Regions from separate parts of the Homo sapiens genome. Here all the other regions are linked to region 3. Evidence: chromatin loops called from intact Hi-C (ENCODE). Cell type or tissue: PC-9. All regions are shown on one strand.

Region 1 (5,000 bases), 500 kb before region 3:
GTTACACTGGCACCTTCTGGGAAGATTAAGCATCTGTCATACCTACCTCCCCTTCAGAGGTTAGTTTTCTAGGGCTGCTGTGACAAAGTACCACAAACTGGGTGGCTTAAAACAACAGAAATTTATTCTCTCATGGTTCTGGGGGCTGCGAGTCCAAAATAAGGTGTCAGCAGGGCTGTGCTATCTCTGAAGGCTCTAGAGGAGAATCTGTTCCATGCCTCTCTCCAGGCTTCTGGTGTTGCCAGAAATCCCAGGGTATTCCTTGGCTTGGAGATGCATCACTCATATCTCTGCCTCTGCCATCACACAGCTCTCTCTGTATGGTCTCTGTGTCTCTTCCCTTCTTATAAGGACACTAGTCACATTGGAGTAGGGCCCACCCTAGTCCAGATGACCTCATCTTAACTTAACTACACCTGCAAAGACCCTATTTCCAAATACAGTCACAATCACAGGTACTGGGGATTCGAACTTCAAAGTACCTTTTTGGGGGATACATTTCAACCCAACACCCTGACATGGTAGCTAAAGCTGACTGGACCAGGGAAGGCCACTTGGCCCAAGTCTGCAAGATGTCAGGTAACAAGAGTGTCATCCAATAGGAGCCCAATGACCTGGGCTCAAATTGCAGCTCTTACTCTCATATGTCCTCAGGCAATTCTTTACCCTCTCAGGGACTCCATCTCCTCATTTATAAAATGGGGGAAAATATCACTGTTTACCTCAGGATCTTTTTGAGGATTAAATGAGTAAATACAGAAAAAGTAGTTAGAACACAGTGCTTGGCAAAAAGAAAGCTCCCCAAAGTGTTTGTTAGCTACTGAATCATCCTCACACTATCTACCCCTCCATTTTCATTGAAAAAAGCACCTTAAAAGAGAATTCTCTACTCACAGCCCTCCTCTCCCTTTTCAGAGCTCTGCAACGTGGCTCCCATCCCGCCACCCACTCACGTGGCTCTCACGATGTCACCAAGGCAGACTTTAATTTTCAACCTCCTCAGTCTGTCCTAGAAATTCTCTGGGCTTTCCAAGAAAGGTGCTTGCTTGGTTCTCCTACCTCTGTCATTATTTCTACCCTCACCGTGCTTCCCCCAAAGATTGGTCCTTGGTCCTCCAAACACACACAACGTACTAATTCTCACTCTTATTATCTCATCTTCTTCCAAAGATTTGACTGAACTCTCTGTGCAGATAGTGCCAATATCTTCATCTCCTGAACATGTTCTCCATATTTCTAATTTTCCGTGAGGCATTCTGACGTGAGAAGTCTCACGGGCACATCAAATCAACACATCTAACCTATCACCATCACATCCTCCCTCTTCCTGACTTCCACATTCCTGGGAACAGCTCAGACTCTGTCACCCTGATGCAAAATCTCAGGGAACACTTACTATCCCCATATCCAGCCAATGACTAGTCCTGCCAGCAATTCCATCCCTCTCCCCCTAGACCCGCCTCTTCATCCCACCTCCCTAGTTGATTTCTGTCTCATGTCAAGACCACAGTCACAGCCACTAACTCTGTTACAACACCAGATTCTCCCATAGGAACTCCATCCTGTTCACCACCATAATAATCTTCTCTCATCCATACATTTGTCTTGTCACCCCCCTACTGTGAACCCTAAATGTCCTCCTACTACTTAGCTAATGTTTAATGTCTCACTGATGTCTCTGGGAATGGCATTTTAGGTTGCTCAGTGTTTTCAAACCAGGGTCTGCGAGCTCTCCACGAGAATTTTTAAACTATCTTTGTTTCTCATTTAAAAGTTAATCATTTAAAAATTAATACAAGCATATTCTGAACCAAGTCCTGCCACTTAATTTTAATGCCTGGGTTTACTTTTGTGTTTCTATCAGGTTTGGCACCAATTGGTACAATGAATGAGAAAAGGGGAGAGATGGATATGCCGAGGTACATTCATGGCAAATGAAGATTCAATAACCTCACATCAGTGAGCATTAACATTGATTTCACAGGGGGTTGAACTCAGAAAGGTGGCAGCAATGCAGAGTCATCATGAAGTACCTAGCAGTAAAACTGTACTGCACTCAAAGAACCAACATCACTGCAGCCAGTACCCCATTGCATTACAAGCAGTGACTGCATTTCAGCAAAATAACAACATACATCATATTCAATTAGTGTGGTAAATTTGTATTTTTATTTGGGTTACTGAATTTTAAATCTCATCTGCAAAATCAATTTTAATGGCTATTTGGAATGCAAGGTGTCTATATATAGTTCTATGTTTGAACATACTTAAGTAACCTCATAATAAAAATAATTTAAATCCATTTTAGAGGTTCATCATTAATGCTTTGCATAGGCATCCACATTGCTGGAGTTTGAGAAGCCACGGCATAGTGTTTAAGAGTATATAGGATTTAGTGTCAAACAGACCTAGAATGAAATCTTGGGTAATTAATTTCTAGCTGGGTGGCAAAGCGCAAGTTTCCTCATCTGTAAAATGGAGAAATAACAGTAACTTGCTCATAGAGTTCTGATTAAGTAAAATAATGTATGCAGGGAGTCAAGAGCAGCTGGCAGGCAATAAGTGCAAAATAAGCATAAGCTGTAGCTATTATCTTCACTTTTCTTTTCTGATCTCTAAGTCACTGCCCAACATTCTAGAATCAAGAAAGTTTTGAAAGGAAATGGAAAGGAGAAGAAGGATTCAACCAAAAGAAAAATGGCACGGCTCACTCTTCTACTTTCGACCAAAGTAACCAGTGTTTAAGGTTGAGTGAGCATAACAAGGAGAAAGTCTCACTTTGATTTTCAGCAGCACTCTAACACTTGCTTAGCATGTTCTCCAAACAGCAAAGAGTAGACTTTTACCATGCATTTTCAATTTGCACTTATTTCTTTTAAAAATAGATTAATATAAATCTTTAAAAAGTAATTCGATTGTACTATCAAGTGCATAATAGTACAGGTGCTACAAAAACAAAAGGGTTAAAGCAAATGATGAAGATCTGGGAACAAGAGATGACTTCTTATCTCCCTGGACATTTCCTCCATCTAATTCCATGCAAAAGCAGTAGAAATCCACAAGAGGGCGATCCAGAAAAGTGAGTCCACAAGCAATTGCTCTGATTCTGAAAATAAATGCCTATGCATTTATATTTTCTTCCCTCTCCTCCCCAGCCACCCCCTTGACCTCCAGCTTTTCCAGGCAATAATATTTTTTTAAAAAAATCAAAATGACACTAGTGCTCACCTATGGTGATCTGGCTGACACAACTGTAGTAGCTGCCCGTCGTTGCAGAGGAAAGGTTATAACTTCCGCTGCTCACATCTTTGTCTGTTAAGAAAATAAAAGACAAGAAGGTTAATTATAACTTAGTAGACACCATGACCACAATGTAAATATATGACTGGTGGTAAATAAACCAGCTCTCCTTGTCTATGACACGGGTAGTCTCATACTCATTCAGTGGTTCACCCATCAACGTTTAGGGAGAGCCAGGTGCCAGACCCTGGGATGGGCACTTAGAACATATCAATAAACAACCCAGACAGCTACACACAGGCAATTGCAGTTTCATGTCATCATTATTACAATGGGAGAGTGAAGGGTGCTTGGGCAGTTGGGGGCAGGGAGTTAGACAGGAGAGAGGGTGCCTGACCCAGACTATAGACTAAAGAGTATCAGGTAAGGTTTCCTGGAGGAAATTTAACATCCTAATGAAAACCTAAAAGGTGAGTACTATCTGACTGGGCAAAAAGTGGATGAATTGAGGGAAACGATGCAGGCAGGGGAGCTATCATCCCCATCCTCCATCCTCTGGAGGCTGAGAGGCCACAGGCAGCTTCGTGGGTTAGCAGCTGAATGCAGTAAGAGAAGGAGAGATGAGCAGCAGCCAGGTTGCAAAGTGTCTTGTAAACCAAGTTAACAAGTTTGGCTTCTGCCTAGAAAGCAGGATCCTATTTTTGTTTTAGGAAGATCACTTTGTGGCAGTTTCCAGGATAGATTGGAGGACACTGAGATGAGAGTAGAAGGACTTATTTGCGAGGCTGCTGCAGTATTCTGACGAGAAATAGTGGTGGTCAAACCATGGGAGGAGTGGCAGTGGAGACAGAGAGGGGCAGATGCAATGCCCTCAAAAGCTAAAAGTGCAGCACAGGAATCAATTTCCTCATTACCGTGAACAGAAAATGTTCTAGGCAGAGGGGGGCAAAAGAAATCAAAGCCTCACAGGTGCATTGCATATCAGCATTTTCACCCACAACATTTCGTGCACGAGGTAGGTGCCACCCTTACATCTCTGATGGAAAGGCTGAGAATCCAGGTGGCTGAGTGCCGTGCCCAAGGTCACACTGACAGCATGTGGCAGAAGAGAGCTCAAATCTAGATCAGGAGTATTTGAAATTGTTTATGAAACATTGCAGGAACACAAAATTTAAAAACTCCTAGAAGATAACATAGGAAAAACATCTAGATGGCAGTGATGTTTTAGATATAACGCCAAAGACAAGATCCATGAAAAAAATAATGGATACACTGGATTAAAAACTGCTACTCTATGAAAGATAATACAAACAGAATGAGAAGACAGGGCACAAACTGGGAGAAAATATTTGTAAAACACATATCTGATAAAGGATTGTTATATAAAGTATACAAAGAACTCTTAAAACAACAATAAGAAAACAAATAAGCTGACTTAAAAAAATGGGCCAATCACTTTTACAGACACATCACCAAAGATGATACAGATGGCAGATACACACATGAAAAGATGCTCCACGTCAGACACCAGAGAAATGCAAATTAAAACAAACATAAAATACCACTACACATTTATTAGAATGGCCAAAATCTGGAACACTGACAAGACCAAATGCTGGCAACAGGACCTCTATTGCTGGTGAGAATACAAAATGGTACAGCCATTCTAGAAGAGAGTTTGGCAATTTATTACAAAACTAAACATACTCTTACCATACCATCCAGCAATCACACCCCTTGGTATTTGGTATTTACTGAAA
Region 2 (5,000 bases), 110 kb before region 3:
TAAAAATTTCTTTTATGCAAGACTTCTCTCAATCCTTTAAAATTTGTATATTGTTAACTATCAGTAGTATTAACCTATATACATATATATATCTCAATTTCTTTCATTGAACTCCCATATTTGATATTAATTCTTCTATTGATAGTCAAGCTTATATACAAAGCATTTTCAAATATCTCATTTGATTCTCACTATAAACTTATGAAACAAATAAGCAGATAAAGAAATAAAGATGCAAATTTTGCCCAAGGTAACCTGGCCAGCAGAATTCAGAGAGCTGGGACTAGGTCCTAAAGATCATTTCCTGAACTTGTACCACCATGGTACATGGTACACTGTGATCATATAATCTTACTCTGAGTAGTAAAGAGTGTCTTTGGTGTAACTCAGGAAAGATATACTCAGAATCTTTGAGCTTTTAGAAACATTATTGAGCACCTAACTATAGGTATGCTTGTCCTAGCTACCATGGAAATTTTTAGAATAAAGTATGAGTGGGACACAGTGGTGTGTACCTGTAGTCCCAGCTGCTACTCAGGAAGCTGAGAGGGGAAGATCTCTTGAGCCCAGGAGTTCAAGCACAGTCTGGGCAACATAGCAAGACTTCATCTCTAAAATAATAAAATAGGCTGCTGGTTTCTAGGGTTACATATTATCTATCTTTCATTAAAATGTTCCACTGGAAATTAGGGCAAATTGACAGCAGAGTGAAGAGAAATTAGTATCAAACACTGATATACTGGCCTCTGGATTAAGATTGCCACCATCCACCCCATTCTAGGTAAGACTCCCCTTCTAAGGGAAGGCTAGTGGGAACCTTTATCCCATTCTATTGTAATTGCTTCCGTATCATCTTTCTGACTTGAGTTTCATGATCACATTTTATTCTCACACAGTAGAATAAAAAAGTGTATATGACAAAGTAGAATGGCCAAATTGATATTATCCCCATTTTACATGTGAGCAAACTGAGGCTCACTCAATAACTTGTCCAAAATTACATAGTTATTGGTGGAGCCGAGATTTAAACCCACCTGATTACAAATGTCACTTTATTTTTACATGCTGCTTCCAGTCCATAATAAAACACTGTTAGTCCCATTAATTTCAGCTCACTGTAAGTCAGCTACTCAGTTAATTTGTAGTTCAATTAATTTGACTCTAGTTTCCTAAATTACAGGATTTTTACACTATATGTAAAAGACATCTCCATAATACTTTGCAAATATAAACATGCATACATGGAGACCCTGGAAACATATCAATTTCCATTTTCAGTCTGTCACTGTAACTGCCTAGATATTAGGTGTCATTCATTTTCTTCCCAAATACATTAAATGAAATTTGAAAAGAAATGGTCAGATAACCAAAATACAGAACTTTAGGGTGTTTTTATACAGCATGGAATCAATCATTCATTAAGTATTTCACACATGATAAATGTCAAGAATTTGCTTTGAACATGAATTCCTTATATTTATGAAGAACTTTTAACTTCATTTTCACTGCTCCTTTGAGCCTTATAACTACATATAGAAAGAACTATGTTGAGCCAACTACTCCACTTTATTGTTGAAGCCCAGGGCATGGAGAAGGCCAGTGATACTTTGAGGTATCAGGCAGAGATGCAACAAGAAGTCACACTCATGTGCTCATTTGCTTGCTGCCATTGCTTACCTATAACAAATTATTTCTCATTTCATCTTGGAGGGTATCTCTCCCCAAGGTAAGGTATCTCATATTGGGGTATCCCAACATAAGACACTCAATTATCAATTTTTTAGTCTGTTTTCTGGCTGTAAAGACAATAACATTATTATTATTATTTAAAACAGAGTCTTGCTCTGTCACCCAGGCTGGAGTGAGCGCTATCTCAGCTCACTGCAACCTCCACCTCCTTGGGTTCAAGCAATTCTCCTGCCCCCAGCTTCCCAGGTAGCTGGGATTACAGGTGTGTGCCACCAGGCCCAGCTAATTTTTGTATTTTTAGTGGAGATGAGGTTTCACCATGTTGGCCAGGCTGGTCTCAAACTCCTAACCTTAAGTGATCTGCCTGCCTCGGCCTCCCAAAGTGCTGGAATTACAGGCTTATTTTTTAAACATGTGTTATACTACCCATATGCTCCGAAATCTCCCCTTGCGAAGAAATGAGGAAAGCTGGATTCCTTTCATTTGGTATTACTGCAGTGTGGAAACACTAGATTTGCTTTATGCACTATGCATGGTGACTTGCAAAAAATACTCAGGGATATACTAGAAAATCTGATAATCTGTTAAATACAGTTGTATTGTAATAATGCAAACTGAAATGTTGAAAGATCAAAACCAGAGATAATATTTTGAAGGATTTTTTTACCACCTTCATTTTTCTTGAAGGTGCAGATAGAACCCTGCGTGTCCAGATAATTTTAACACATAGAGCAGTGAACAAGGATGATATTTGGGGGGTTAAGGGTCACGGCAGAACAAACCCACACACCGTTCACAAGTATTTCTCATGATCCCATCCTTTTGTAGATGCTACACCAAAAGGCAGATATTCTTCCCATTATCTTCCCTAGCCTATTCATGTTAAAAAAAATCACCTGTAAAGGGGCTAATGTAATGGATGATTACTTGGGAGATAGTGACATCTTCTGGTAGTTTACAGACTAAATATATTTATGGCAGACATTTCCCCCACAACCCCAAAATCCAGCCACGGTTTTAAAAGATTTATTCTATATACATTAAGCCCCCAAGTGTGGATTCTTAAATGTATGAAATATTCAATAAAATATAAACCAGCTAAAAAATAACATTATAGCTCACTTATTCTGCTCCTTGCCTTGCTGTCATCCCTGGCTCTAATAGAAATGTTTTAATCAGCTAATATTTTTTTCTTTTTGGTATTTCTCCACATGTTCTAATTTAGGCAGCTAGCATTAATTCTGCTTTTCTTAGTCATGAAAAATTGACCAGATTTCCCTTATTTGAGAAGTTTTCATAAAATCTCAGAATTCAAAAGGACTTTGGCAGTTACCTGCTCTAATCCGCTCCCTAGTAGTTCAAACTTAATTTGAGAAAATGTGACCAAAGTAATCATTTGGTAGCATAAAAAAACAAAACAAAACAAACAAACAAAACACAGAAAAACAAAAAACAAAAAAACAGTAAAAAACTTTACAAAAGCTCTGTGCAGCTGAGCTCGGGCCCTGTCTCCTTTAAGCCTTCCCGACTATCTAGATTGCGTGTCCCTCCTACATGGATTTTGCTCATAGTGTGTATCACACTGTTCTGCACCTGTCTGCTTACTCAACTACCTTTATAACTACAGTGCAAACCCCCTGAGGGCAAGGCCTATATCTCATTTCTATTTGTGTCCCAAGAATCTCACAGTGCCAAGCGTATAGTATTTTATAGCTTAGTTTTATTTATGTATTTATTGAAAAATAAGTGCATTCAAATGGTGCCAGATGGTTTTTTTTGTTTGTTTTGCGACAGTCTCATTCTGTTGCCCAGGCTGGAGGGAGTGCAGTGGTGCGATTTCAGCTCACTGCAACCTCCGCCTCTCGGGTTCAAGCGATTCTCATGCCTCAGCCTCCCAAGTAGCTGGGGTTAGAGACGTGCACCAACACGCCCAGCTAATGTTTGTATTTTTAGTAGAGATGGGGTTTCACCATGTTGGCCAGGCTGGTATCAATCTCCTGACCTTTAGTGATCCATCCACCTCGGCCTCCCAAAGTGCTGGGATTACAGGCATAAGCCACATCGCCCAGCCAGGTGAAGTATTTGTTTTTCATTAAAGCAGAGTTTATTTTAGAGATCTATATCATCACAAAGTGAGTGGAAAAATCTATTGAGCACCTACTATGTGCCAGGAGCTGTGCTAGGTGCTTTGCACACTTTGCACACTAATCCTAATAGGCCTGTAAGGTGTGATCTTATTTCGTAGCTGAGAAAACTTATTCTGGTCAGTTAAGTGAAAGAGACAAGATTTACACTCATTCAGTCCGTGTAACTGTTTATACTCTACCTGATTCCAAAAGAGGATTTCTATGAACATAGATAAAAAACTTATTTTAAAAGGAAATCAGAGCAAATGAGAAATAAGGATTTTTTAAAAATCAGATAAAGCCAGAAGGTACGCATTGAATATTGCATACTATTATTATCCTATACATTTGCTACAGGTAAACAGCACATTTGGCTGAATCTCTTAGCTGTATTACCTAATCTGTTACTTTATGCGGACTTTAAAAGGTAGAAGCAGGCCAGGCGCGGTGGCTCACGCCACCCAGCACTTTGGGAGGCCAAGGCGGGTGGATCACCTGAGGTCAGGAGTTCGAGGCCAGCCTGGCCAACATGGCAAAACCCTGTCTCTACTAAAAATACAAAAAAAAAAAAAAAAAAAAAATCAGCCAGGCGTGGTGGCTGGTGCCTGTAAACCCAGTTACTTGGGAGGCTGAGGTACAAGAATCGCTTGGTCCCAGGAGGTGGTGGTTGCAATGAGCCGAGATCATGCCACTGCACTCCAGCCTGGACAACAGAGTGAGATTCATTCTCAAAAAAAAAAAAAAAAAGGAAGGGCAAACCACTTGCTTAGAAGCACATTGACTCCTGAACTGAAACCTGAAACCTCTCCAGTGGGTCCTCAAAGAAGCTATTTATGTGGGAGTGAACCAATGTCATCCCTGGCGTAAATACAAGTTCACAGCATAGTCAAAAGCTACCAGTGATAAAAGAAACCTGATGCATGGAGAAAACAAGGCAACCCAGGCACAAAGGTCTCAAGAGTGGGCTTAATTCAGAATTTCTAGAGAAAATGAATGGATTACTCAATTTTTGGCCTCCTCAATAAACATCTCTCAAAAACGAGATTTTGCCCATTGGGCAATAGAGAGTTAAATGTTGCTCTCTGACAAGTGGCTGGAGTACAGGTACCATTGCTGATTGAGGGCAGATTCACATAACCACTGTAGCTGGAGACAGACGTGACAACCTCTTATAAAATGTGAGCA
Region 3 (5,000 bases):
ATAGCCAACTGATCTTCGACAAAGCAAACAAAAACAGAAAGTGGGGAAAGGACACCCTCTTCAACAAATGGTGCTAGGATAATTGGCAAGCCACATGTAGGAGAATGAAACTGGATTCCTCATCTCTCACCTTATACAAAAATCAACTCAAGATGGATCAAGGACTTAAATCTAAGAACTGAAACTTTGAAAATTCTAGAAGATAACATGGGAAAAACTCTTCTAGACATTGGCTTATGCAAAGATTTCATGACCAAGAACCCAAAAGCAAATACAATAAAAACAAAGATAAATAGGTGGGACTTAATTAAACAAAAGCGCTTTTGCACAGCAAAAGGAACAGTCTGCACAGTAAACAGAGAACCCATAGAGTGGGAGAAAATCTTTATACATCTGACAAAGTGCTAATATCCAGAATCTACAAGGAACTCAAACAAATCAGTAAGAAAAAAACAATCCCATCAAAAAGTGGGCTAAGGACATGAATAGAAAATTCTCAAAAGAAGATATACAAATGACCAACAAACATATGAAAAAATGCTCAACATCACTAGTAATTAGGGAAATATAAATCAAAACCACAATGCAATACTACCTTACTCCCACAGAATGGTCATAATAGAAAAATAAAAAAAAAATAGATGTTGGCATGGATGTGGTGAACAAGGAACACTTCTACATTACTGGTGGGAATGTAAACTAGTACAGCCACTATGGAAAACGGTGTGGAGATTCCTTAAAGAACTAAAAGTAGAACTATCATTTGATTTAGCAATCCCACTACTGGGTATCTACCCAGAGGAAAAGAAGTCATTATACCAAAAAGATACTTGCTCACACATGTTTATAGCACCACAATTCACAATTGCAAAAATACGGAACCAGCCCAAATGCCCATCAATCAACAAGTGGATAAACAAAGTGTGGTATATGCATACAATGGAATACTATGCAGCCATAAAAAGGAATGAATTAAGGGCATTCGCAGCAACCTGGATGGGATTGGAGACCATTATTCTATGTGAAGTAACTGAGGAATGGGAAACCAAACATCGTATGTTCTCCTTCATAAGTGGGAGCTAAGCTATGAGAATGCAAAGGCCTAAGAGTGATACAGTGGGCCAGGCATGGTGGCTCATGCCTGTAATCCCAACACTCTGGGAAGCTGAGGCAGGTGGATCACCTAAGGTCAGGAGTTCAAGACCAGCCTAGCCAACATGGTGAAACCCGTCTCTACTAAAAATACAAAAATTAGCCAGGCGCAGTGGCGGGCACCTGTAATCCCAGCTACTTGGGAGGCTGAGATAGGACAATTGCCTGAACACAGGAGATGGAGGCTGTAGTGAGCCGGGATCATGCCACTGCACTCCGGCCTGGGTGACAGAGCAAGACTCCATCTTGGGGGAAAAAAAAAAAAGAATGATACAGTGGAGTTTGGGGACTTGGGGGTGAAAGGGTGGGAAAGGGGTAAGGGATAAAAGGCTACAAATTGGGTTCAGTGTATACTGCTGGGGGGATGGGTGCCCCAAAATCTCACAAATCACCACTAAAAAGCTTATTCATGTAACCAAATACCACCTGTTCCCCAAAAACCTATGGAAATGAAGAATTTTTAAAAAGAGAATAAAAAAAAAAAAAAAACCTTAAAAGAAAAAAAGAATATGGGCTCTGGAATCATAGACCTGGATTTACGATTTGACCTGTTTGGGTTAAAAGGGAAAATACTATCAGATGAGTATTCTAGATTAGGATAAAATATAGTTTAGAAATAGAATTACCAGAAGTCAGAGTTGTTAAGCATACTTTAAATATCTTATTTTGTTATCATTTAAATTGAGTATTTCCTACAACATTCTCTAATGGAGCTTATTTTTATCAACGTGTACATATATATGTATATGTATGTGTATATACATATATATATATACACACACATACATCCATACTACTACTCAATGAAACTTGTAAACAGTGAAACGTTTGTAAACAATGAAACTTGTTTACAAAGAAACTGACTTCTACTGAATAGTTTTTGAAGGTTCTGAGGCATTAATTTCCAAAGGGAAATTTCTAACCAAGCATTGCCATGCCACCTAGTGACAGCTTCATAAAGCACAGTTATTAGGCTTAAAAAGAATTAAGTTCCCAAGGGTATCATCATTCAATGTTAGGCTAAACAGTTTGGAGGGACTTACGTGTAAAGCATTTTTTTCTCTGTATAAATAAATCCAGCTTCAATTACTGGAAAGCTTTGCTCCTGATAGAATATTCAGTAAATTTCCATGACCATTAACGGTCTGATTCATAACACTTGAGACTGTTTAAACTTCTTAGATTATTCGGTCTCTACGAGATGACAAAGATTGTTTGCTTGACCAAACTTTAGTCAGGCTCCTGAATCTTCTTCTAGTCCCATCTGTGCTCTTCCTTGTAAAATCCCATTTTAGCAAAGAACCCTGCTGTGTCAGTTTAGCAAGAAGCCCCCACCGTCAATATCTGATCATACTCAATATCCAATCAGGTTCCTCATCCTTCATCATTCCCCAAAGGTTATGTGTCATCATCCTGGCCAGTCTTCAGCGAGAATCCTGTTAGGTCAGTTCAGCCAGAATCTCCCTTACCCTTGAGGTTTTTCTCTGAGTAATTTTCCATTCATTGACCCCTGACCTGCTTCTTGGCTATAAATTCCCACCACTTGGCCATGCCGTACCCAGATTTGAGGCTAGTATCTCTCTCTGACTGCAAAATCCCATAGCAGTGGTCCCTGTACCTATTTTGATGGTCCTGAATAAAATCATCTTTTAACAAGTATCATTGAACAATTTTTTTTGTTGACAGGTACTATCCACATAAATAAAAGTTTGGTTTTTTGTTTGTTTGTTTCTGGAGACAGGGTCTAACTCTGTCACTCAGGCTGAAGTGCAGTGGTGTAATCATGGCTCACCACAGCCTCAACCTCCTGGGTTCAAGTGATTCTCCCACCTCAGCCTCCTGAGTAGCTGGGACTACAGGCACATGCCACCAAGCCCAGCTAGCTTTTTTTTAAGAGACAGGGTTTCGCCATGTAGCCCAAGCTCATAAAAGATTTTCTAACTCCAAAAAAAATTTTTTTTTGAGACAAAACGTTTTTCTTCTTATATAACTTTTATACATAAAGAATTCAAGACTGAAATCTGTTATTGAGATCTTTTTCCTGGAAATCTTTCCTTCCGGTACACTCTACAAGTAGATTGCAAGTGCTTCTATTTGCTGATTCCTTGCATGCTAAAAAGATTTTTGGAACACAAAAACCAAAAAAGTTGGGGCTGAAGCCTCATCTCTGATGCTTAGCAACCCTATAACCAATGATGCTACCTAATAATTCATTCATGAGTATAATCATTCAGCTTTTCAGCTATGCCAGGTATGATGTAGGAGACATAAAGTGGATGTCATAGTCCCACCCTTGGAAAAGTAACTCTAATACAAAGAACATAAACATGACATTAACAACGTAGTAATGTATAGAGGTATGAAGACAGAACTCTATACAACTATTTTATTATGGCATCTGAAAGAGAAGCAGTATTTAAAGTTGGTCGTGAAATCTGAATGGGAGTTAGAATTTGTAACAGCATCTCTGGAAGAGGGACGAGAATGTTTAAAGGGACTGGGTTGCCGAGAACATTTTATACATATTTCCATCTTTCAGGGGGCTGTATGCATATGCATACATGAAAATTATATATATGTATGTATATAGGAGTGGCAGCTTGGGTTAGAAAGATGAGGAGTTGAGAGTAAATTTAACTTTGATATGTTTAGGGTGAGATACTTGTGAACATCTAAATTGAAGGTGTGGTAAAGCATAAACTTCAAAATTAGACCCACCTGTGTTTGACTCGCAAGTCCACTACCTAATGTGACCTTGAACAGTTTACTCGTTGTTTTGAACCTAGGTTTTCTCATTTGCAAAATGGAGCTAGTATACAATTGTTGCAGTTAGGATTAAATGATATGTACATACATTGCCTGTCACAGGTTACACTATTTTAATAAGTGCTATCCTCTCACCCGCCAGGCCTGTTTCTTTTTTTGTGTTTGTTTTGTTTTGTTTTGTTTTGTTTTTGAGATGGAGTTTCCCTCTTGTTGCCCAGGCTGGAGTGCAATGGCGCGATCTCGGCTCACCACAACCTCCTGCCTCCCAGGTTCAAGCGATTGTTCTGCCTCAGACTCCCAAGTAGCTGGGATTACAGGCATGCGCCACCACGCCTGGCTAATTTTGTATTTTTAGTAGAGATGGGGTTTCTCCAAGTTGGTCAGGCTGGTCTCAAACTCCCGACCTCAGGTGATCCGCCCACCTTGGCCTCCCAAAGTGCTGGGATTACAGGCGTGAGCCACCGTGCCCAGCCTTAGGCCAGTGTTTCTCAAAGTGGCCCAAGGTCTACCTGCACCAGAATCACCTGGAGTGCTTGTTACACAATGACGCCTTTCCATACCTAATAAATTAATTTACTGAGATGGAGCTTGAAACTCTGAAATTTAACCGTCACATTGGAGTTGTGAGGTATATAAATTATGTTAATTAACCCATATACAAAGATTTTTTTTTTTTTTTGAGACGGAGTCTTGCTCTGTCGCCCAGGCTGGAGTGCAGTGGCGCGAACGTGGCTCACTGCAACCTCCACATCCTGGGTTCAAGCTATTCTCTAGTCTCAGCCTCCCTAGTAGCTGGGATTACAGTTGCGTGCCACCATACCTGGCTAATTTTTGCATTGTTTTTTAGTAGAGACAGGGTTTCACCATGTTGGCCAGGCTGGTCTCAAACTCCTGACCTCAGGTGATCTGCCTGCCTTGGCCTCCCAGAGTGCTGGGATTACAGGCGTGAGCAACTGCACCTGGCAAAGACTTCTAATTACACAACTGTTCACTGACTCAAGTTTCTATTAGCATTTTCCTTTAGGCTAAAAATATGAAACCACTTAACCTTTTGTCAGAAAGAATATGATACTTCGAAAGTT
Region 4 (5,000 bases), 340 kb before region 3:
GGAAAGTTACTTAATGTTAGGAATATAAAGGTGTGTAACACAGAAAAAAGCCTGCACTGAATTCCAGGTGAACCCTAGTAAGTGATTTCCCTTCTTTGAGCTTCAGTTTTGTCCCCTATAAAATAGAGATAACGGCCAGGCGCGGTGACTCATGCCTGTAATCCCAGAGCTTTGGGAGGCCGAGTCGGGCGGAACACGACGTCAAGAGATCGAGACCATCCTGGCCAACATGGTGAAACCCCGTGTCTACCAAAATACAAAAATCAGCTGGGCGTAGTGGCACACACCTGGAGTCCAACTACTCGGGAGGCTGAGGCAGGAGAATCGCTTGAACCCGGGAGGCAGAGGTTGCAGTGAGCCGAGATCGCGCCACTGCACTCCAGCATGGGCGACAGAGCGAGACTCTGTCTCAAAAAAAAAAAAAAAAAAAAAAATAGAGATAACATGAACTACATTTTAGGATTACTAAGAGGTTTAACAATAATATAAGTAAAGAACACAATACCTGATATATAATGATGTGTTTGATAAATAGTAATCCACGTGTTTATGATGTGTCAGATACTGTTTTAAATGCTTTACATGTATAATTTAGTCAATAAACAATAATTATCCCTATCTCTGGTACTGCCTTCACCTTCTACCTCTCCCCATCCTTTGGGGAGAGCTCAAAACTTTTTGTCTAAGTTAAACAGCAGAGAAATAATAATAGCTATGTATCAGGCACTGTGCTAAATTAGTTACGTGGAATTTCATTTAATCTTTACAACAATCCTCTCAATAAAGTAGGAACTATTATTAACCTTCTTTCACAGACTAGGAAATTTAGGCTTAGAAGGATTAAATAATGTGTCTAAAGTCAGATATCCAATGAAGTCTGATTTCAGAGCCCCCCTGCTTAGCAACTCTGTCACGCTAAAAAAAAAAAAATTACTACTTCTAATTCAATGTCAGATAGCAAACACCTACTGTTCAATGACAGTTGGTTTCTAATGAGATTTTGAAACAGATGAGTCAGACAACAGGTATCGGCATCTACACCAGATCACTAGAGTTTCCACTTCTGTCATTTGAAACAGTTCCAATTTGTTCCCAAAGGGAATCTGAGGTGGTGAGAATTTCAATTTCTAATCATTTAAGTGCCAAGACAGGTGATCAGATAGCAATTCACAAAGCGGTTCTGTTGTTCTTGTTGTTTTTGTTTGTTTGTTTTTTGCTCTTCACACAAGCGAAGCAAAACCCAGGCTCTGACCTAAAATCATCTCTTTGCAACCACTGGGGATCAGCTATTCCACCATGCCATGCCACAAAGCACTCAAATTTACAACATTCAATCCCTCGGTGTGAAAAGATTAGGAAAGGAACCACGGGTGACTGCATAGAGGAGCACGCCCTCCAAAACTTTCCTCTGACTTCCAAGGCACTCTACAAGCCTTCCCTTTCTTTTGCCAGCCTCTCCCCGGGCAGTCCTCCAAACTGAGGGTTGTGGGCGGAAGGCATCGCGCAGGGTCTCCAGCTCTATTCCCCAGTTCCGCACATGTGGGCGTTCTAGACCCTGCATGGACTGGGAGAAAAAACAGGGAAGAGCCTATAAACCTTGCTAGAGGGCAAGAATAACTGTCTGTCTCTTTCTCTTTGCAGGGCCAGAGACTTCATCAATTCTTTCCGAGGATGATGAACAGAAAAAAACAGACCCTCTAAGTGCCAGGCGCTTAGGGATGAGGGTGCCCCTGAAGATCCCACAGTACCTTCGGGCTCTGATACCGCTCTGGATTTAAAGCAGGGCGAGTAGCGGCTGGATCCCTCCTCCCCAGCTGAGCTCGCCCACACCAGCAGCCCCAACCGCCCCGCACACCTGTCGCCCCTCTCTCCGCACTTGGGTGGACAGGTGAAGGCAGGCGCAACGTCACCTTGACGGCCCCAGGAGCCAATCAGAGCACGCGACTGCCGCAGCCAGGCAAACGCAGAGCGTACTGGCTCCCGCAGCCGGGAGACCCAACAAACCTCAGCTTCGGGGCCTCAGAGAGCGGGGGGCTCCTGGAGCCCTCAGGCTGAGGCGCGGAGGCCCCGAGACAGCGCGTAAAAGTTCGCCAGGAAAAGAGAAGACAAACAGGGAAGTACTCACCAGGCGCAGGAGGGTCACTTCTCCCAGCGGGGCGACAACTCGGCTCAATCTGTGCGGGGCCAACACGCCCCTGACCAACCGCCGCCGCTGCCGCCGCCGCCTGGGCCTCAGGGTCAGTAGCCGCTGGCCGCCGCCTGTTTCGAAGGGACCAATCATAAGGCGGGGGCGTGGTCTGAGGCCCCGCCCCCGGGCTGCCGGGAAGCACGCGACCCGTGGGCGCTCGCCTGTCAGCGCGTCCAGCGCTGCGCCTCCGGGCGTCTCGGAGCTTCGGTGGCCAAGTCCCTCTGTTCACTGAAAGGCGAAGTGGTTCAGTCAGAGCAGGTCCTCCGATCTGGCCTTTCAGCGACAGCCAGTTCGAAAGCCACAGCCCGTCCTGTTGTTCCCACAGGCCTGAGAGGTGAATGAACCTCGCCTGTAATAATTGCTTCTGAGCGTCCTGGAATGTTGCGGTGCAGCTGAAGGCGCTTCCCTGAGTTTTATCCTGGTCTGTTAAGAGCCGCTCCCAACCCCACATCCACTCGGGAGCTGGCTGACCTGAGGGCGCCACGGTTTCCAGAGACGCAGCCTGGAACCCAGCAGGAATGGGGGTCCTCAGCAGAAATCTTTCAGAGAGAGGCCCCTCTTCTCAGGTGCGGAGGGATGAGGAGGAATCCTGTAGTCCCAAGTCACAAAAGGAGGATGTTGACTCTTCAGCAAACACCGGAGCCTGAAAACAAAACAAAACAAAACAAAAAAACAATGAACTTCAACGTAAGGGATGCTTACTAGCTCCCAGGGTTGAAATAAAGCCGAGACTAGACATCAGTGTAACAATCCCAAGTCGGTTATATCTGTAAATGTGGCTTGTTTCATAGCAAAAAATAAAATAAATAAATAAATAATTTTTTAAAAAAATCACTGGCTTTGTCCCCGAGGCCTGTGTTGCAGCCCAGGCCCTTCTTTTTTTTTTTTTTTTTTTTTTTTTTTTTTTTTTGAGACAGGGTCTTGCCCTGTCACCCAGGCTGGAGTGCGGTGGCACGATCTCGGCTCACTGCAGCCTTGATCTCACGGACTCAAGAGATCCTCCCACCTCAGCCTCCAGAGTAGCCAGGATTACAGGCCTGTGCCACCACACCGGGCTAATTTTTGTGTTTTTTGTAGAAATGGGTTTTTGCCATGTTGCCCAGGCTGGTCTTGAACTCCTGGGCTCCAGTGATCCTCCCACCTCGGCCTCCCAAAGTGCTGGGATTACAGGCGTTAGCCACCTCACCCGGCCCTATTCAGTCTTTTAGCCTTCCTCAAATCATGTCTCCTCTCTGGGCCTCAGGTCTCCATCTGTGAATGGTGGGCACTGAACTGGAATGACATCTCTCTCTAGCATTTATTCCTTCCTTTACTCAACAAAAACAATGAGATGTACTGTTGCTTGCTAAAGAAACTGAAATGAAAACAGCCTTAGGCTTCAAAGTGCTCAGCAGCATGGTAAAGGCCAAATGGAAGTCTGTGGAGGTCCATGAAAGAAGGAACCCCTAAGAGTCTTGAAGGGTGATGGCAGAGGTTTGAAAGGAGCTGAATTTTTAAAGATGAATTAAGACTCTGCCAGGAGGGAGGGATAACTGGGAATAAGAATTAATTTCCAGGCAGAGAGAGCAACAAAGACAAGGTTCCAGAGATGTGAGAGTACATGAAATGTTCTGAGAATACTCATTTTGAATGACTGAAGTCTGCAGATTGGGAGGCAGATCAGATGGGAGAAGTAGACACAAATGAAAGGCCTGGTAGATGCTGAGGAATTTAGTTTCTTTCCCACAGGCAATTGGGATGATTATAAGGAAGGACTGGTAGGAACAGATTTGTGTTTTAGGGGAAAAACAATATTTTCACAGATGTTTGAAGATGGTAGTAAGACAGGTGGCAATCCCTTAAATTAAAAGATGACGGTTACCTAAATTATCTCAGAAGGGATGGTGAGGAAGAGGTATCTGGTGATACCTAAGAAGCTGACTCATCTGGACTTAGTTATTATGTGATTGATGATGGTACCAATCTAAAGAATACAAGGAAAACAGGCTGTGGGGGAAAATAATGCATTTTGGTTTGGAGTGTGTTCAGTTTGAAGTGTGAGAGGAGTGTGCAAGTGGAGATGTTCAGAAGATAAAGTTAGACCTGAAGCTGTTTAAATTGGTCTGTGTAGGAGATATAGATTTGAGAAGTAAATTCAACAAATATTATTTTACACATCTTCTGTGTCAGGCTCCATTCTAAGCACAAGGGATCCTACTGTCATGGAGCTTACATTCTGGGGTAGGTGGGTGAGTGAAGATGGTAACTAGGAGTTGATATTTAAGTGGTAAATGAACCTGAAACCAGATAGTGGTTGCCACTTTTGAAATTGACTCAGTAGTCCCAACCGTAGAAATTGACCCTTCTGGTCTTAAAACCTAAAACTTACATTTGTTTTATCCGAGTTGTTTCCTTAGGAAAGGATCCCTAGACCTCTCAAAAAGTATCAAAGAACTGAAACTCACCAGATCATCTCAGCCAATGAAAGCCTGGCCCTTCATTCATCCTGATTGCTTCCTTGCCCCTCTCTAGTTCCTTTCTTCTTACACATTGCTACATTTCTTCCCTGCTATATAACCCCCTAATTTTAGCGGTCAGGAAGATGGAGTTGAGACTGATCTCCCATCTTTTCAGCTGCAGCACCTGATTAAAACTTTCTTCCTTGGCAGTACTTGTCATATCAGTCTTTGGCTTTCTGTGCTGCAAGCAGCAGGACCTAGACCAAACCCCTGGTGTTTCAGTAACACTTTTAATATTAAAATCAATCCCACAACACTTTGCTGCTCACATCACCACAATAGATAGGTATTCACAGGACCTATTTTTCAAATCT
Region 5 (5,000 bases), 430 kb before region 3:
TGCAGTTAAATGCTGCTTAGCCTCACCAGTGGCTTCTCTCTCACTTGGAGAAATAATAACTAGTCAAATGCTGAAGATCCTCCAGGCATATTAATGATCTGTTCATGTTGTTTATAGGACAAATGGAATGACTATAACCAAGATGCTGACAGTGAGTGATGATTACTATCTGACAAAGCACTATTCTCAGTAAAGTCTGGTTTTCATCTGGGGAGACTGAGGGAAAATTCAAAGGCGCAAAGCAAATGGCAGAAGCCTGGCAGATTTTTGTACCGGTTTCTAACATTCATGGATTCCCTAGCATGCTCCAGGCACTGTGAAGTGGTTACTTAGTTATCTCCTTAATCTACACAACAGGTACCTCTGAAGTGAGTACTGTGATCCTTACCTATAGCCAAAGAACCCTGGTAACTTATCTAGGCTTCCACAGTGGCAAAGAAAAATATCCCTAAGGGATTCTGACCAAGTCCTTAAATCATTAGCACCATTGGTCAAGACTCAGTTGCAAGAGACAGAAACCCAGCTCAACGTATGCACCATCTAACTAACTTCAGGCATGGCTAGATCCATGGATCTAACCATGTCACATGCACTAACTCCATCTCTCCTCATTGATCTTTTTATCTCAGTTTGCCACAGCTTCATTCTGTGTGTGTCGTAAACTTTATTCTCTTCTGCAGCAGAGCTTCCCCTTATACAATCGGGAAGCTGAACACAAATAGTTCCAGCCAACATTATCATTTATCTCATGATCCCAGAGGAAGAGAGAGCCTTTCTTTTTCAGAATCCATGTGTAATCTCTCAGGGGAGATGCTGGCTCCATTCAGGTCACATTGCATCTATCCTTAAACCAGTCACCACAGTGGGGAGTTGAGTCCCGTGACTGACAGCCCACTGAGATCACATGAAGAGCGAAGCAGTGTCTCTGTGAAAGGAAGGTTACTGGACAAAACCCAGATGCCTATTAGAAGCAATTTAATAGAACTAATTGGGACTTAACTTAGATGGAGTCCCTTATGAACTTGGGTCTGCCAGTTTTCATGGGATTAATTTCTTTTTGTTTTACAATCTCTCGTGTGTGGGATATACTTGTTAAAATGGGATCAGAAGAACACACCAGGAAGCCCCAACCAGGTTTGTGTGTGTGTTAGAATTAATTTTAAAGTGAGTGGCTAGCAGTTTTCTTTCTAGAATAAAACTGGCCTGGACACTCCAAAAATGGTCATTTCATAAAAGGAAAAAAAGAAAATAACGCTGAGGAACCACACCAGATTAAGGAGACTCAAGAATCATGACAACTAAATACAGTCTGTGATCTTTTTTATTAGATCCTGGATTTAAAACTGTATATTAAAATGGCATTATTGTGACAATTTTTCAATCTTAGTATCTCTAGGTTAGATAATGATATTTCATTAATGTCACATTTCCTGAGTGAGACTGTGGTTATATGGAAGAATGTCCTTGTTATTAAGGGGCACATGCTGCAGTATTGGCGGATGAAGAGTCGATTATGCAACTAATTTTCAAATGGCTCAGAAAAAGATATATACACACAGATATAAGGAGAGAAAAAATAGAAACTATAGCAAAATATTAAGAATTGATGAATCCAGGTGAAAGGTATATGGGTGTTCATTATAACACTGTACTATTCTTGTAACACTTCTCTAGATTTCAAATTTTTCTAAATACAACATTGACGAGAAAAGAAAAAATTAAGGTACAGCCTCATAACAATCTAAAATTTAACTCCCCCACCCATAACGCAGAAAGTAAAGTCCAAAAAATTCAATCGTGTAAATGTGAGGTCATTTAGTGCCAGGCTAGTTACGTGACTGAGGATTTAACAGCCAGGGTTGCAGGAGTCCAAACTGTCCAGGTCCACTGCTGCTGGCGCCACCTGGTGGCAGTTATCCGCTGAAGGCTGGGGATTTGTTCTGGGTCCTATTGGTAGTGATGCCAGGAATCTGCAGGTGGTAGCACCCCTTTCCTCAATCAGATCCAGGAGCTTGCCCAGGAGTATTCCGACAACAAGGAGACCCACCCTCTTGTTTCCTGCTTTCCAAGAAGGGTTGCAGGTCGTGGGCAGGGGTCGAGGTGAAACACTCTGGGTCTAGTCCACGTGGGAAGCACTGGCATCCAGCACCTGCTGCGATAGCAGGCGGCGGGCTCTGCCACTCTGCCTGCAACAAAGTCCCTGGCTATGGAAACCTAATGACCACTAGTTCAATGAGGAAGTGCTTGGAAGAGTTTGATGCAGTTGCCTGTATCAAATCATGGCTGAGAGGGGAACATCACTTTGTCAGTGCAGCAAGGTCAGAAGAAAGATCACACTACTAATTTTTAAAAGTCAACAAACAGTTGAGAGACTATTAAAATTATTGGATACATTATTTGCACTCCAACTTACATCATTTAAAGCAGTTTTATTACAGAATAAAAGGGAATGTATTTTAAATTTTTATTTATACTTTTTTATAGAATTTTTTCTTTTTCTGTTTTTTTGTTTTTTTGTTTGTTTGAGATGGAGTCTCACTCTGTCGCCCAGGCTGGAGTGCAGCAGCATGATCTCGACTAACTGCAACCTCCACCTCCTGGGTTCAAGCAATTCTCCTGCTTCAGCCTCCTGAGTAGCGAGTAGCTGGGACTACAGGCGCACACCACCACACCTGGCTAATTTTTGTATTTTTTTCTAGTAGAGATGGGGTTTCACCATGTTGGCCAGAGTGGTATTGAACTCCTGACCTCAGGTGATCTGCTCTGCCCTCAGCCTCCCAAAATGGTGGCCATAGATTAATTTTAATTTCAATACATCACACCCGACTCATAGATTAATTTCAATTACCATATTGTTTTAAAATATTTTAATATCACCTGTGCATGAAGGTATGTTTTATTTTTGTTTTTGTTTGAGATGCAGTCTTGCTCTGTCACCCAGGCTGGAGTGCAATGGCATGATCTCACTGCAACATCCGCCTCCCAGGTTCAAAGGATTCTCGTGCCTCAGCCTCCTGAGTACCTGGGACTACAGGCGTGCACCACCATGCCTGGCTAATTTTTTGTATCTTTAGTAGAGACGGGGTTTCATCATGTTGGCCAGGCTGGTCTAAAACTCCTGACCTCAAGTGATCTGCCGGCCCTGGCCTCCCAAAGTGCTGGGATTACAGGCATGAGCCACTAAGCCCAGCCAAATGTGTTTTGAATACCAACCTGTACACACACCACTATATATACATACATACATATATACACATATATACATACGTGTATAAACACCAAAAGTTATTCTAGCCTGTTTTCTGAATGGAAAATTGGTCATACGGTACCACTTGTAGGTGTCCTTTCCCTACTGTTTTATTCTTTTTTAAATCTTGTTAATCCAGATAGTGTTTATGGTATGATTTATTTAACAGTACCATCTGCGTATGGTATGACTTACGACTTATATCTTGCCTATTTTAAGAAAAGATTTGAGGTGGTTTATGATACTCAATCATATATAAATCAAGGCAATAGGGCCGGGCGTGGTGGCTCACGCCTGTAATCCAGCACTTTGGGAGGCCAAGGTGGGTGGATCACAAGGTCAAGAGTTCGAGACCAGCCTGGCCAATATGGTGAAGCCCTGTCTCTACTAAAAACACAAAAATTAGCCGGGCGTGGTGGCGCTCGTGTTTAGTCCCAGCTACTCGGGAGGCTGAGGCAGAAGAATTGCTTGAACCCGGGAGGCAGAGGTTAATCGCCTGAACCGGGGAGGTGGAGGTTGCAGTGAGCCGAGATCTTGCCACTGCACTCCAGCCTGGGTGAGACTCTGTCTCAAATAAATAAATAAATAAATAAATAAAACAAGGCAATGAAAAAAGATTAAGATGAAAAACCATAAAAGAGGGGTGAACATGAGGTAAGCTAAATAGTCACAATTTTAGCTTTAAATTTCAGGGGGAAACAAAATGAAACAAAATGAGCTCTTGCTTCTAGACCCTCACCTCCAAAGGACAGCCAGAGTTTATTCTGGCTAGAAGGACACCCAGGAGAGCAGGACAATTGGAGCCAAGGAGTCTCTCAGTAGCAGCATCTGGTGACACCAGAACCAGAGAGTGGCTTCATGAAGACCAAGAGACCAAGAGGCCAAAACTCCATAGGCCATGAATGGCTCTCAGAATGGGTTGGCCAAGCCCAGGGCCAAAGGCAGGAACTGCACCACTAAGGACACAAGCAAGGAGCAGCAGTTGGGGTCAGGAAAGAGCATTCCTGAGTGACAGCTGTGGGCAGCAGCTGGAACTGCAGGGCCGGCCTTGAGGTGGAAAGGAAAACAGGGCTTCAAGGACCAGGGATACAGAGGACACTGATATAACTCTGCATCATTAAAGAAATCTGTGTTTATCTTTCATTGAAGGGCATAGTAACATGGCAACGATGAATTTTGTAAATGATACAGAAACATTCTTCTCATGAATGCTTCTCCTTGACAAAAGATAGGACACGTAGTAAAAAAAATAAAAATTTAAATTAAAAGGCTGAATAAGAGCTAAATGCATTTTGTGCAAATCAGTAGCATTTCTACATACCACTGAGAAGCAATTAGGAAATATAATGAGAAGGAGATTCCAGCTGCAGCAGCAAGAAAAAGATAAAGTAGCAAAGTACCTGGGAGTAATTTTTTACAAGAAATGTGCGTGACCTCTATAAAGAAAACCCAAAACTTTACTGAGAGAGTTAAAATTGAGTTCCATTAATCAATCTTTGATTAATGGGAGGGTATGCCAGACTGGAAAACTTAAGAAACGTCTTAAGATGTCAGTTCTTCACAAACTCACTTATGGATTAATGGCTCCCAAATGAAATTCCAATGGGGGAAAAAAGAAAAGGAAAATGTTTTAAAGTTTACATGAACAAAGATGAATAGTAATTAACTTTAAAAAGTCAGTATATGTGTTCTTGGTAGGGTGGACAAATGATGGTGAAGAGTTCCACATTGTAGAAAATTCCAAAGCAATAAC

The links. Hi-C counts contacts between places; a loop is a spot of excess contacts. Peaks named below come from ENCODE experiments on the same cell type or tissue, not always from the same donor. Only the 100,000 strongest peaks of a DNase experiment are listed, where the experiment ranks them.
Region 1: it touches region 3 in a loop (8-fold over the local background); 66 of 110 quality-filtered maps call a loop at or near these places.
Region 2: a loop joins it to region 3, with 2.6 times the contacts of the local background. A loop is called at or near these places in 17 of 110 quality-filtered maps.
Region 4: it touches region 3 in a loop (15-fold over the local background); 2 of 110 quality-filtered maps call a loop at or near these places.
Region 5: it touches region 3 in a loop (6-fold over the local background); 14 of 110 quality-filtered maps call a loop at or near these places.

The regions. Positions count from the first base shown.
Region 1 is chr12:100,732,086-100,737,085 of GRCh38, reverse strand. It overlaps a transcript of ANO4 not described here. Among named protein-coding and RNA genes, the nearest start is that of ANO4, 60 kb to the left of the region's middle. In PC-9, a CTCF peak has its summit at 3,070 (motif pointing right); no DNase peak of the experiment used is centred here.
Region 2 is chr12:100,346,497-100,351,496 of GRCh38, reverse strand. No RefSeq gene overlaps it. Among named protein-coding and RNA genes, the nearest start is that of SLC17A8, 8.1 kb to the left of the region's middle. In PC-9, a CTCF peak has its summit at 2,637 (motif pointing left); no DNase peak of the experiment used is centred here.
Region 3 is chr12:100,231,993-100,236,992 of GRCh38, reverse strand. It overlaps a transcript of DEPDC4 not described here. Among named protein-coding and RNA genes, the nearest start is that of DEPDC4, 33 kb to the left of the region's middle. In PC-9, CTCF peaks have their summits at 1,905 and 2,104 (motif pointing left); DNase peaks (open chromatin) are centred at 2,162, 2,572 and 4,932; H3K4me3 peaks cover 712 bases; H3K27ac peaks cover 2,254 bases.
Region 4 is chr12:100,570,911-100,575,910 of GRCh38, reverse strand. GAS2L3 (growth arrest specific 2 like 3) reads right to left here and starts at 2,227. Exons shown (of 10, transcript NM_174942.3): 1 at 2,126-2,227. RefSeq lists an enhancer at 1,933-2,222 and a silencer at 2,253-2,382. In PC-9, no CTCF peak of the experiment used is centred here; DNase peaks (open chromatin) are centred at 1,020 and 2,270; H3K4me3 peaks cover 2,288 bases; H3K27ac peaks cover 1,232 bases.
Region 5 is chr12:100,666,020-100,671,019 of GRCh38, reverse strand. No RefSeq gene overlaps it. Among named protein-coding and RNA genes, the nearest start is that of GAS2L3, 95 kb to the right of the region's middle. In PC-9, a CTCF peak has its summit at 1,901 (motif pointing left); a DNase peak (open chromatin) is centred at 1,889; H3K27me3 peaks cover 1,631 bases.